Linked DNA regions of Homo sapiens: region 2 is linked to region 1. The links are chromatin loops, found by intact Hi-C in ENCODE. Cell type or tissue: ascending aorta. All regions are shown on one strand. Each heading gives the region's core, and the rest is flanking DNA. Links, peaks and the distances in the headings are about the cores only.

Region 1 (5,615 bases), core at 166-5,165:
CACCCAGCCAGGAAATATTTAATAATTGTGTTGTTCATGCATCTATCCCAGAAATGAATTCAATCAAACACTGCATTATGAGCATGAATTTGTGTTACATGATTCTATTCTAGACTCGGGAAACAGCAAAGGGATGGCAACAAAAATATTTGAGTGCTACTCTTTGCTCGAAACTCTGCTTTACTTTTGCTCATTCACCATGTCTCATGAATTCCCCTGTCCTTTGATTTCTGGTTCTTTAATATTTCTGGGATTCAATCTTTCTCCCCATCCCCACTGCCTTGATTCACAACCTCCATCATCTGTCAGTAGATTTATTATAAAGCTCTCTGTTATGGGCTGAATTATATCCCCTCAACAACCTCTCCACACCTCAGAATGTGACTGTTTTGGGAGACAGGGCCTTTAAATGGGTAACTAAGGCAAAATTAGGTCATATGGCTGGGCCCTAATCCGATATGACTGATGTCCTTTTTTTTTTTTTTTTTTTTTTTTTTTTGAGACAGAGTCTCACTCTGTTGCCAGGCTGGAGTGCAGTGGTGCGATCTCGGCTCACTGCAACCTTCACCTCCTGGGTTCAAGCGATTCTCTTGCCTCAGCCTCCCGAGTAGCTGAGACTACAGGCATGCACTACCACACCCAGCTAATTTTTGTATTTTTAGTAGAGACAGGGTTTCACCATGTTGGCCAGGATGGTCTCAATCTCTTGACCTCGTGATCCACCCGCCTCAGCGTCCCAAAGTGCCGGGATTACAGGCGTGAGCCATCATGATGTCCTTATAAGAAGAAAGTAGGACACAGATGCACAGAGAGGGAAGACCATGTGAAGACAGGGAGAAACCGGCCATCTGCAAACCTAGGAAGGAGTCCTCAAAATGAAACCAATCCTTGTGACAAACGTTGATCTCACAAGTCCAGATTCCAGGATTGTGAGACAATCCACTTCTGTTGTTCAAGCTCCAGTCTGTGGCACTTAGTCATGGCAGCCCTCTTAAAATAACACAGCCTTCTGCCTGGGCTCTGTGCTTGTTCCTTTCAAGTTGGTACTTCTGAAAGTGGAATTATCTACCTCAGTCATTAGTCTGATCTTGTTACTTGACTGTTTAAAACCCTTCAATAGCACCCCCTCCTCTCCCAGTAGTGTTTTCTGCAGTAAGTTTACTGGAACATTAGTTATGTAAGATGTCCCCCGTTATGTAAGTTTGGGAACTCCACAAGTCTCCAACTTGAGGGGTCACTGAACATTTGCATATCAAAGACTCTGAGAAGTTTTACAGTCAAAAAACCCAGTTAACTTTGTTTCACCCAATGTTTGCCAAACTCAAATTTTTTTTCTTGGTATAATACACATTATATCTACTGCAGCGTGTGTTCTGTAGTACAAACTAGGAAATGCTGCCCCATGCAGTTAAATCCACACATTTGACTTGTCATGTGAAACGAGGGTCGCCAGATTTAGCAAACGAGAATACAGGATCCCCAGTTAAATTTGAATTTCAGAAAAGTCTAAAAAATTATTTGTTGTTTATCTGAAATTCGGTTCAACTGGGTGTCCTGTTTTTTATCTGGCAACCCTGTACAGGACCCTTTGTGACTGCTAGTGAACAGACTGAACCAAAATGAATTTGATAAGAATTGTTTCCCCCAGTTAACACAATAGAAAAAGATAAAGTCAAGATTGATTCTTGGCTTTCAATTGGATTCTTTCAATTTACCACCAACCCTTGTTCACTTAAAGCAGTGGCTCCCCATCCTGGCTACCCGTTAGAATTATCTGAGGAGCATTTAAAAATATCCATACCCCATCCCTAACCAATTAGAATTTGGGAGTTACTAAATGGGGAGTTAGAAAGGCAGGGCAGGGAGAGTGAGGCCAGGCAAGTGTATAGCATGCAAATTTAAGGAGGTGGCCACTCTCAGGAGCCAACCCTGCACTTGCACAGCCCTGAGAGTGAGAACCTCCTTAAATCTTATGCCCTATACACCTGTTGGCCTCACCCTAGTCAGGCCCTATTTAAAGACCTAGGTAAGCCAGCACACCTATAGTCCCTACTATGAGGAGGATGGGATTGCTTGAGTCCAGGAATCTGAATCCAGCCTAGACAAAATAAGGAGACCTATCTTTAAAAGAAAAAAAAATAAGTTAAAGAAAAAGATGTAGGTAGGTACAGGGTTGTGCAGAAGAGCTTCCAGGGGATTTCTGAGCAGTCCTGGGTCCCAGCTCTGTGTTTCATTGCTTTAGAAGGAACATCGACCTTTCCGAGCAATGAACATCAGCTCCAGCTCATAGGCATGAGTCAGGGCAGGCTTCACCAGGCCAGGTTTTCCTGAAATGTAAACTCACAGCAGGCTCTGGTTTCCTCTAGAAGACCACTCCTAAAAGGCTTTAAATGCTTAGGTTCCTTGTTCTTTTTCAGTTCAGGCTGGTGATTGAGTAGCTTCTAGTCATTGGCATCCTAAAGATTCTGTTTCACATTCAAGCATGGTTTTAAATTACTACAAGATGTAATGAAAGTATAGGTTTCACTCTTCTCTCCAAGGTTTTAAAGACTCTCACCCCTGTTCTCCTTCCTCCCTCTCTGCCTTCTGCCCTTTTCTTGCTGGTGATTTTCTGCCCCATCACTGGCAGCCTGGTCAGGAAGGCACCTCATTAATCCACCCACTGGTACAGTGTGCCCAGAACAGCCAAGGCCAACCTTGCTTGGAAGGCCAACTCTCTGAACAGTCCCTTCCTTTACTGGCCTCTAAGTTCCGTGATGTCATCAGCATTCTGCCCCTGGCTGGCGGCCAGATCCTTAACTACTGATTCCCAGATCTCTCCACGTTTTAAAATTCTAGGAAAAGAAACTGTACTTTTCCAGTGCTAAAAAAGGATGGGAATGGTTGGTGGAAGCTCCCAGCACAGCTAAAATTAACTTCTTTCTTTTGTGATAATTGAATGATTTTCAATGATGTTCTTCCTATAATAGGATTCAAAAAGTTTTCCTCAGGGGAAAATTTGGAAGAGAAAAATACAAGGGAAAGGGTTCTCTCAGACAGGGTTTGTAGCAATTTCCTTGCAATATGAAGCTCATGAAATTACATGGGTGTATCTCACTTAGCTTAATAGACATGTCCCTGTAAAGTTTCATATAAATGGAATGTTTAAAAAATTAAATCACTGTAAGTGCACAAGGAAAGATGGCTAAATAAAGGAAGCCCGGGGTGACTCACTTTATAAAGTGAATTATCTTTATGTAATGTACATCATCCTCCCCCACACACACATTGATTTATATATATATATATAATTTTGAATTTTTCAGAGGCTGGATTCTCATAAGGTAAGGGTGCCTCTTACGATGACAACTGGACTGAGGTCACAGCTGTTCTCATACTCTGAAGCTGAACTTTTTATAACGTTCTCTGGGGAGTGTGTAGATGCCAGGGTTCTGCGGGGACTTTTAAGCTCTTACACTGACCCAGACTCCTCCTGGCCTATCCCTGGAGTGATGTGGGCTCTGGAGCACCCAGGGAAATTGTCAATGACTGGACAGTGGAAGAAGTCATGGTAGACAAGCTGAGGCTAACAGTTGCCAAGTGCAACATGAAAAGCAGTGTTGTGTAGCAGTTAGAAGCATGACCTCTGTGGCCAGAAGACTACGGCCCTGCGTCTGTCCTCTAGCTGGGTGATTCTCTGAGCCTCGGTATCCTCCTCTGTAGAATGGGGATGATTACAGTGGTACCTACCTCAGGTACTACTACCTCAGGTCCTATTGCCAGGACTAAATGAAGAAGAAGACCTGGCACATAGGAAGAGCTCAAAAGATTGCTAACTACTTTTAACTTGTCTGGACATGCTCTATTAGAGTAGGAAGGAAACTATAACAAGAAAAGAAAACCAAAGATGCTACTGTCTACTGAGTGCTGCTCCATGCCAGATACATGCTGAACTCATTCATTCAATCCTCACATCACACGAACGGTCACTAATAGTATCCCCACTTCCTAGAGAAGAAAACTGCAGTTCAGAGAGGGTAAGCAATTATTCTAATGCCACACAGCAGATAAGGCACAAAGCAGATGACTTGAGGCCAGTCCTATGTGCTCTTTTCACTCTGTCTCAAGCCTGAGAAGACCAGAGCCTAAAGGTGACTTTTCAAAGATGAAGCCCTCAGACCTGGAGGGTATTTAGATTTGGAAGTAAAATGGTTCAGGAGGTGACATAAAGAAAGAAGGAGAGAGAAATTTATTCAACAAAGACTGATGGAGAGTCTAGAGTGTGCAGGTACTCCAGGTAGCAAAGGAAAATGGGGGTGACAGTCATATAAAATTACAAAGAACCCCAGCCAGTTGTTAGGATTTAGATATGAAAACTGTGCTGTTGAATTCTTAAGCAAAAAAATGACTAACTTTGAGGAAGACTTCAAAAGAGAGGTGACATTTGAAAGCTTTACAAGTATTATCTTATTTAATTCCTTAGTATTTGGTGAGATGTCCACCCCCACTGGACTTTGAGGCCAAGAGTGGGGTCTTCTTTCCCTTTGTTACCTGGAGTACCTGCAGACCCTAGACTCTCAATCAGTCTTTGTTGAATAAATTTCTCTCTCCTCCTTTCTTTATGTCACTTCTTGAACCATTTTACTTCCAAATCTAAATACCCTCCAGGTCTGAGGCCTTCATCTTTGAAAACTCACCTTTTCATCTATCACCCTGGGGCAGGAACTGCTGGTTGCCCACCTAGTATTTAAAAGGCACTTTTTAACTTTACATGGCCAGGCAGTGTGGCTGGCTAAAAGTCTCTATTTTCCAGTCTCCCTGGCAGGCAGCTATGGCCCATAAGATGGAAACAGATCATTGGGTCAGACTTCCAAAAAAGCTTCTTAAAAGGGGTATAGGCTATTTACTTGGAGTTTCTAAGCTCTTTCCTCTTCTTCCTGGTTCTTGCCTGAAATGAAGACAAGACGGCTAAGGCTCTAGCACCAACTTGTGACCTTGAGAAAGGCAAGGGGAGTCTGGTCCCTGGTGACCGTGACTTGCTGTAGCAACCTTGGACTGCCGAGCTCCAGACTTGCTTGTTTAAATGAAAGAAAAATAAACTATCTTACTTAAGCCTGTGTTATTTTTGGCAATTGTTATTAGCATCTGACCCAATCCCTAACTGGCATAAGCTCCTGAGGCCATTAGGCAGAGGTGCTGGGTTCCCACTACCCTACACTGTTGGGGCAAGCCTGTGGCTCCAGGGCACCCGAAGAGCCTAGAGTGTTTCCTTTAAATTGCAATTCCTTTTTTGTCAACTGTTTAGGCCCTGGCATCAAGCACACAGCCTGGTACTCAGTAGCACTCAATAATGTATGTTGAAAGAATACAATGAATAACTGCCGCTCGACCATTTCCCCAAGGAGCTGTTTTTCTGAGGGGTTTAGAATCATGCCTTCTCGGATTTCCACAGGACAGCATCAGTACGAAGCTTGTGGGACATCCAAAGTGCTTTGAGATATTTAAAAAGTAAAGAATAAATCGGAAATGATAAACATTTAAACAATGAAGATATACATAAAGCCTCATTTAAGTAGTATGTTTTAAAAGGTGAAGCAAAATTGTGTATTTTTTGTAGATTTTAAAAATATAATTAA
Region 2 (5,615 bases), core at 205-5,204, 300 kb before region 1:
GCAAGCTTACTGATAGTGCAAAGGCAGGAGCAGGCTGGAGACGCTGATCCACCAGCCAGAGCCACTGGTTTCAGAGAACAGGTGCAGAGTTATCTCACCTCTGAAACAAGAGGGCAGGGTGATAAAAATGCCCTCTGCAGAATGCAGCTGGGTATTGGGCTCCCGCACCTCAGGCTGGGAGAAAGAAATGACTGAGTGTGACCAGCATATGGTGGTTTTCAGGGCAGATGAATTTGAAAGATAAAAAATTCAAGGTATTGCAGTCCTTGTGGAGGGGTGGCTAAAGAGATGTGCCTTAGTAGTTAATCTGAAAGGCGAAGAAAATGAAACCAACCCTGTGGATCAAAAGAAAAAGAAGATACTGGTAGATTGGCAGTCCTAATAATGTTAATTGGCAGGTGCCGTGAAAGCTGGGAGGAAAAAGTGCTGGTATGAGATGGGGTGTTAAAGATCTTGGAGGTGAAGCTGTACCAAGGTCCATGTATACACTATATTTCCCCTACCAGCTCGTAAGTTCCGAGAGGTGGAAGACTGATATAGATATACATTGTCGTGTTCCTCAGAGTTCACTATGTAAGGAAGGTTCAGATCTCATTTCTCTCATTTTATTACATATGTTGTGATGTATTAAAGGATGCTTGGATCATGTAAACTCTTTAGTACCAGTAAAATAAGAAACAAGTTCACTCTAAAATTGTTTTTTGTATCAGTGTTATTAAGAACTCAAAGGAAAAGAAAAAAGGCATTTCTAGTCCAAATACTGCTAAAATCACTTCATTTTTTCATTTTATCTCCCAGACTTTATCCATGTAAATATTTAATTTTTAATAGATTGTAATTAAGATATACACACAATTATTCTAGTTGTCAAATTACCTCATTTTGGAATGAGATGAAGATTGAAATAAATATTTTCTATGTTCCTTAATGGTGCCATAATTCATAGGTCTATCATATTTAACTATTGTTGGACATGTAGGTTATATCCAGTTTTTCAGTATTCCAAAGTATATGATAGTGACCATCTTTTCTGCATATAACCCTTTTTAAAAAAAACTATGTGTCTCCCTTTCCCCCTAACGTTTTCTTTCAGATTTTTTTCCTTGGGATAAAATTCTAAAAGTAGGAAAGGGACTTAAAGGTGAAGCTCTTTAAAAATACATACTGCTGGAGTCATATTTACACTGCCACACCAATGTATATATTTTGATACTTTCACCAAAAATTTGCCAACAAAACCAAGAGCTAAGCACAGAATATATTTAGTCTATGCCAATAAACTCTCAGATACTAGGAGAATAGTATTGGATAGGGGAAAGAATGCTGGCCGGACCTTAAGGAAGTTCAGATTCTACCCTGAAAGTTCCTTAGGATATAACTGTGTGACCTTGGTCAAATTGCTTAACTTCTCTGTTCTCATGATTGCTTATCTGTACGAACGTGTTTACCAAAATGATTGTTAGTGTGTCTTTTTTAAGCAAAGATTTCTGTTCCTAGTCTTCCTTACAATGACTCATTGAATAATAGCTAACTTTTATTGAGTACCTTCTGTGAATCAGTACTTACAGTCACTGCGTAAACACTTTATATACATTGTCCCATCTAATTTGTACACAAATGGGGGGCATTCAGTCCAATTATACTCAAAGAACTGATGCAAAACTAAGATTCAAGCCAGTGCAATGGAGGCTGCCTGAGTTCTCATAGTTGTAATGGGGAGATGAGGGATTCAAAGGGCAGCTTAATTCCAGTGTCCTGTTTCTTCAACCATGCTACACTGTAAGGCCTTGGCATATTTCCTCCTCAAAAAACTCCAAAAACGTTAACCTTGAACCAGTGTTTATTGTTGCAGATCTTCTCTTAACACCCCAAAGATAAGCAAACTCTGTTCCATTTACACAGAGTCCCAGGAACAGCTGAGTTGCTTGTATTTTTGTTTTTACAAAAGCTTTTGTTTTAAATCCAACTTTTGTTTAGCATGCTCATTTCTCTTGCTAGAATAAAAATAACTTCACTTGTCTGGCTGTTCTCAGTTTTTGCATGTAGTTCATTTAATTCATGACTATTTATCTTACTGTAACAGAACCTGGGTTTTTAATTGGCATTCCCTTATATAGGTTTATACTGCTCAAGATTGTTGCCTATTACTCTGCCCATGGGGCAGCTTTTATTTAAAAAGAATCAAATTAAATTGCTTCATAAAATTACAGCATGCGCTCAGAAAAGTTTTAAAAAAATTCTTTGTGCCTGGACTTCATTTTTTATTAAGAACTGCATCCAGCAGACTTCTGTTTCAAAAGTTATGGAGTGGTACCCCCTAGTGGAAGATGCAGAGAAACTTTAATTAACTAGCACTGTAAGCACCAGAGGCACAAAAGACAGAAGCGAATTCTCTCCACTCCCTGCCACGGTGTGTTGGTTCTTTGTCACTAACTTACTGCAAAACAGTGGTCAAAGAGAGGGTGAACTCACACCTGTAATCCCAGCACTTTGGGAGGCCGAGGCGGGTGGATCACCTGAGGTCGGGAGTTCGAGATCAGTCTGACCAACATGGAGAAACTCCGTCTCTACTAAAAATACAAAATTAGCCGGGTATGGTGGCGCATGCCTGTAATCCCAGCTACTCGGGAGGCTGAGGCAGGAGAATCGCTTGAACCTGGGAGGTGGAGGTTGCGGTGAGCCGAGATCACGTCATTGCACTCCAACCTGGGCGACAAAAGCGAAACTCCATCTCAAAAAAAAAGAGGGTGAACTGTGAGCACAGTTGGGTGGGTTGAGTTGCAGGGGGCAGTATAAAGTGAAAAATGGGACTGAGATGGATAACAGAAGGTCTTAAACAGCAGAGGCATTAGGTATGGGATGGCCAGATTAAAAGACAGTTGGCAGGGTGCAATGGATCACACCCATAATCCCAGCACTTTGGGAGGCCAAGGCGGGTGGATCACCTGAGGTCAAGAGTTAGAGACCAGCCTGGCCAATATGGCGAAACCCCGTCACTACTAAAAATACAAAAATTAGCCAGGTGTGGTGGCATGCACCTGTGATCCCAGCTACTTGGAAGTTGAGGCAGGAGAATCGCTTGAACCCGGGAAGCAGAGGTTGCAGTGAGCTGAGATCACACCACTGCACTTCAGCCTGAGCAACAGTGCAAGACTCCGTCTTAAAAAAAAAAAAAAAAAAAAAAAAAAAAAAGATAAACCAGCAAGGATAGGGCTGGACTTGAATTGTGTGGGTAGAGTTTGGCTGTAGGGGTTGTGCTTGGTGAGTTGGCAGGAGAGCAACACCAGAATAGGCAGAGGACAAGTTAGGTGACAGAATTGAGACAGAGGGGAAGGAAGAGCTCTGTACTGGAAAGAAGAGAGGGGGTTGACTCAGAAGTGAATTAGGGCCACGCCCGGTAGCTCACGCCTGTAATCCCAGCGCTTTGAGAGGCCAAGGCAGGCAGATCACTTGAGGCCAGGAGTTTGAGACCAGCCTGGCCAACATAGCGAGACTCCATCTCTACTAAAAATACAAAATTACCTAGGCATGGTAGTGCACGCCTGTAATCTCAGCCTCTTGGGAAGCCGAGGCATGAGAATTGCTTTAACCTGGGAGGTGGAGGTTTCAGTGAGCTGAAATTGTGCCACTGCACTCCAGCCTGGGCAACAGAGTGAGATTCCGTCTCAAGGAAAAAAAAAAAAGAAACTGAATTAGACTGCCCAGTGTGGCCAGTGAGAGGGGCTTTATACCCAAGGTGAGGACTGGAAGAGGGAGGGGGACACCATGACAGTGTCTGTGGAGCCAGCCAATCTTTTGAGGCTAGAAGTCACCTCCTCTGCCATCCTGTCCCCAGTGTAGTGAAACTCACTGGTTTGGGGAAGTCTTCACCTCAGCGACCTCAGACTGGCTTTACCCTCTGCATAGTGACTATATCTGTTTGAAACTTTAGGAATTTCTTACGTATCAGGTAAATAATTAAACATTTCAAAAATTTCAGAAAGTTATCAGATTTTAAAATTGAATAAATATATATTGCTACATCAGAGCAAAGCCATATATTCTAACAGCCATAAACTAGGGAGAGAGGGGTGACATCCTTTAGGAAAACTCAGGTGCCCAACAAAGACATGCTTAGATGTCTTTCCCTATGTGATATCATCAATGAGCCAAATACACATACTCTGTTTTTTTCATTTCTTCCCCCAGAACCACCGGAAAAAAAACTAAATACAAATTAAATTTTATTTTTTTGTAGAAAGAGAGTCTAGCTCTGTTGCCCAGGCTGGTCTTGAACTCCTGAACTCAAGCGATCCTCCTGCCTCAGCCTCTCAAAGTGCTGGGATTACAGGCATGAGCTGTGGTGACAAGCCTCAATAAACATACTTTCAATTCCATTACCTAGGTCACTGATTCAAATGCAAAAATACCTTGGCCCAGCACCCTAGGAACCTATGTCATGTGTGCTGATCAATACTGACTTGTTAATATTCAATCTGGAGATCGTATACCCATGGAGTGTTGTAGGGGCCCCTGACTTTTTCTCTGAATAGTAACTCTGAATTCGTAATGGCTGTGTTTAAATTTTTAGTTTTCTTTCTGTAGGAAAAGTTCTGTGAGGATGGCTGCATTGTGTCAACTTCTAAGCCAAAGTTTGGGAATCTTAATGAAACCAAGACTGTAGATGTTACCAGGAAGTTCACTCAGAGCAGGCTCTGATGTGATGATAGGAGCTCTGGGAGCCACTCACCTACTTCAGCTTATTTCATCTAGCAATTCTCTTTGACTTAGTCGGAAATTTCTGGGATGCAAGGAACGGAAACTTATTCAAATCAGCTTTAATAAAGAGGTTGTTATTGTTCAGAGATGAGGGATGTCACAGAAGGAAGAATTGAAGGAAGCAGATCTGGCTGTCACAGGAGTAGAACGTCATCAGGCAGCTCCCTTCTCTCTGCATTGTCTTGCCTCTGCTTCTCTCTGCAGCTCAGGCAGGCCATCTTCAGCAAGGCTCTTGGTTTTTGCACCTCCATATCTTGGCTTCTATGGCTTTTGGTTGCCACAGCTTTGACTCTGGCACCAGTGCTGTGTCACCTTGCAGGTGATACAGGCATGAGCCACCACACCCAGCCCCACTTTTAAAACATTACTGGGTGAGCAAATTCCTTAATAAGAACATCTCTAAACCCAAGTTAAGTGTAAAGGAAGGGGACCAGCATGATGAGAATCTAGATCCAAAGAGGACCAGTTCAGGGAACTAAGCATGTATAGGCTGGGCATAAAAATCTTGAGGTGAACATAGTAGCCATCTTCAGCATCCTTAAAAGGCAAGGAGTGATTTTATTCTGTATTACTCCAGAAAATGAACCTAGAATACATGAGGGTCATTACCAAGGAAACTGCCAAGGCCAGGTGCAGTGGCTTACACCTGTAATCCCAGCACTTTGGGAGGCCAAGGCAAAAGGATTGCTTGAGTGCAGGAGTTTGAGACCAGCCTGGGCAACATGGCAAAATCCTGTCTCTATAAAAAATACCAAAATTAGTTAGTCATGGTGGCATGTGCCTGTGGTCTCAGCTACTCAGGAGGCTGAGGTGGGAGGATCACTTGGGTCCAGGAGGTGGAGGCTGCAGTGAGCTAT

What was found. Peaks named below come from ENCODE experiments on the same cell type or tissue, not always from the same donor. Only the 100,000 strongest peaks of a DNase experiment are listed, where the experiment ranks them.
Region 2: it touches region 1 in a loop (3-fold over the local background); 1 of 110 quality-filtered maps calls a loop at or near these places.

Annotation. Positions count from the first base shown.
Region 1 is chr14:61,583,500-61,589,114 of GRCh38, forward strand. All of the region lies in intron 1 of LINC03033 (long intergenic non-protein coding RNA 3033), which reads left to right. Among named protein-coding and RNA genes, the nearest start is that of LINC01303, 16 kb to the left of the region's middle. In ascending aorta, for the core only: no CTCF peak of the experiment used is centred there; DNase peaks (open chromatin) are centred at 2,291, 2,732, 3,481 and 5,022; H3K27ac peaks cover 4,445 bases.
Region 2 is chr14:61,284,043-61,289,657 of GRCh38, forward strand. It overlaps a transcript of PRKCH not described here. Among named protein-coding and RNA genes, the nearest start is that of TMEM30B, 5.5 kb to the left of the region's middle. In ascending aorta, for the core only: a CTCF peak has its summit at 2,309 (motif pointing left); no DNase peak of the experiment used is centred there.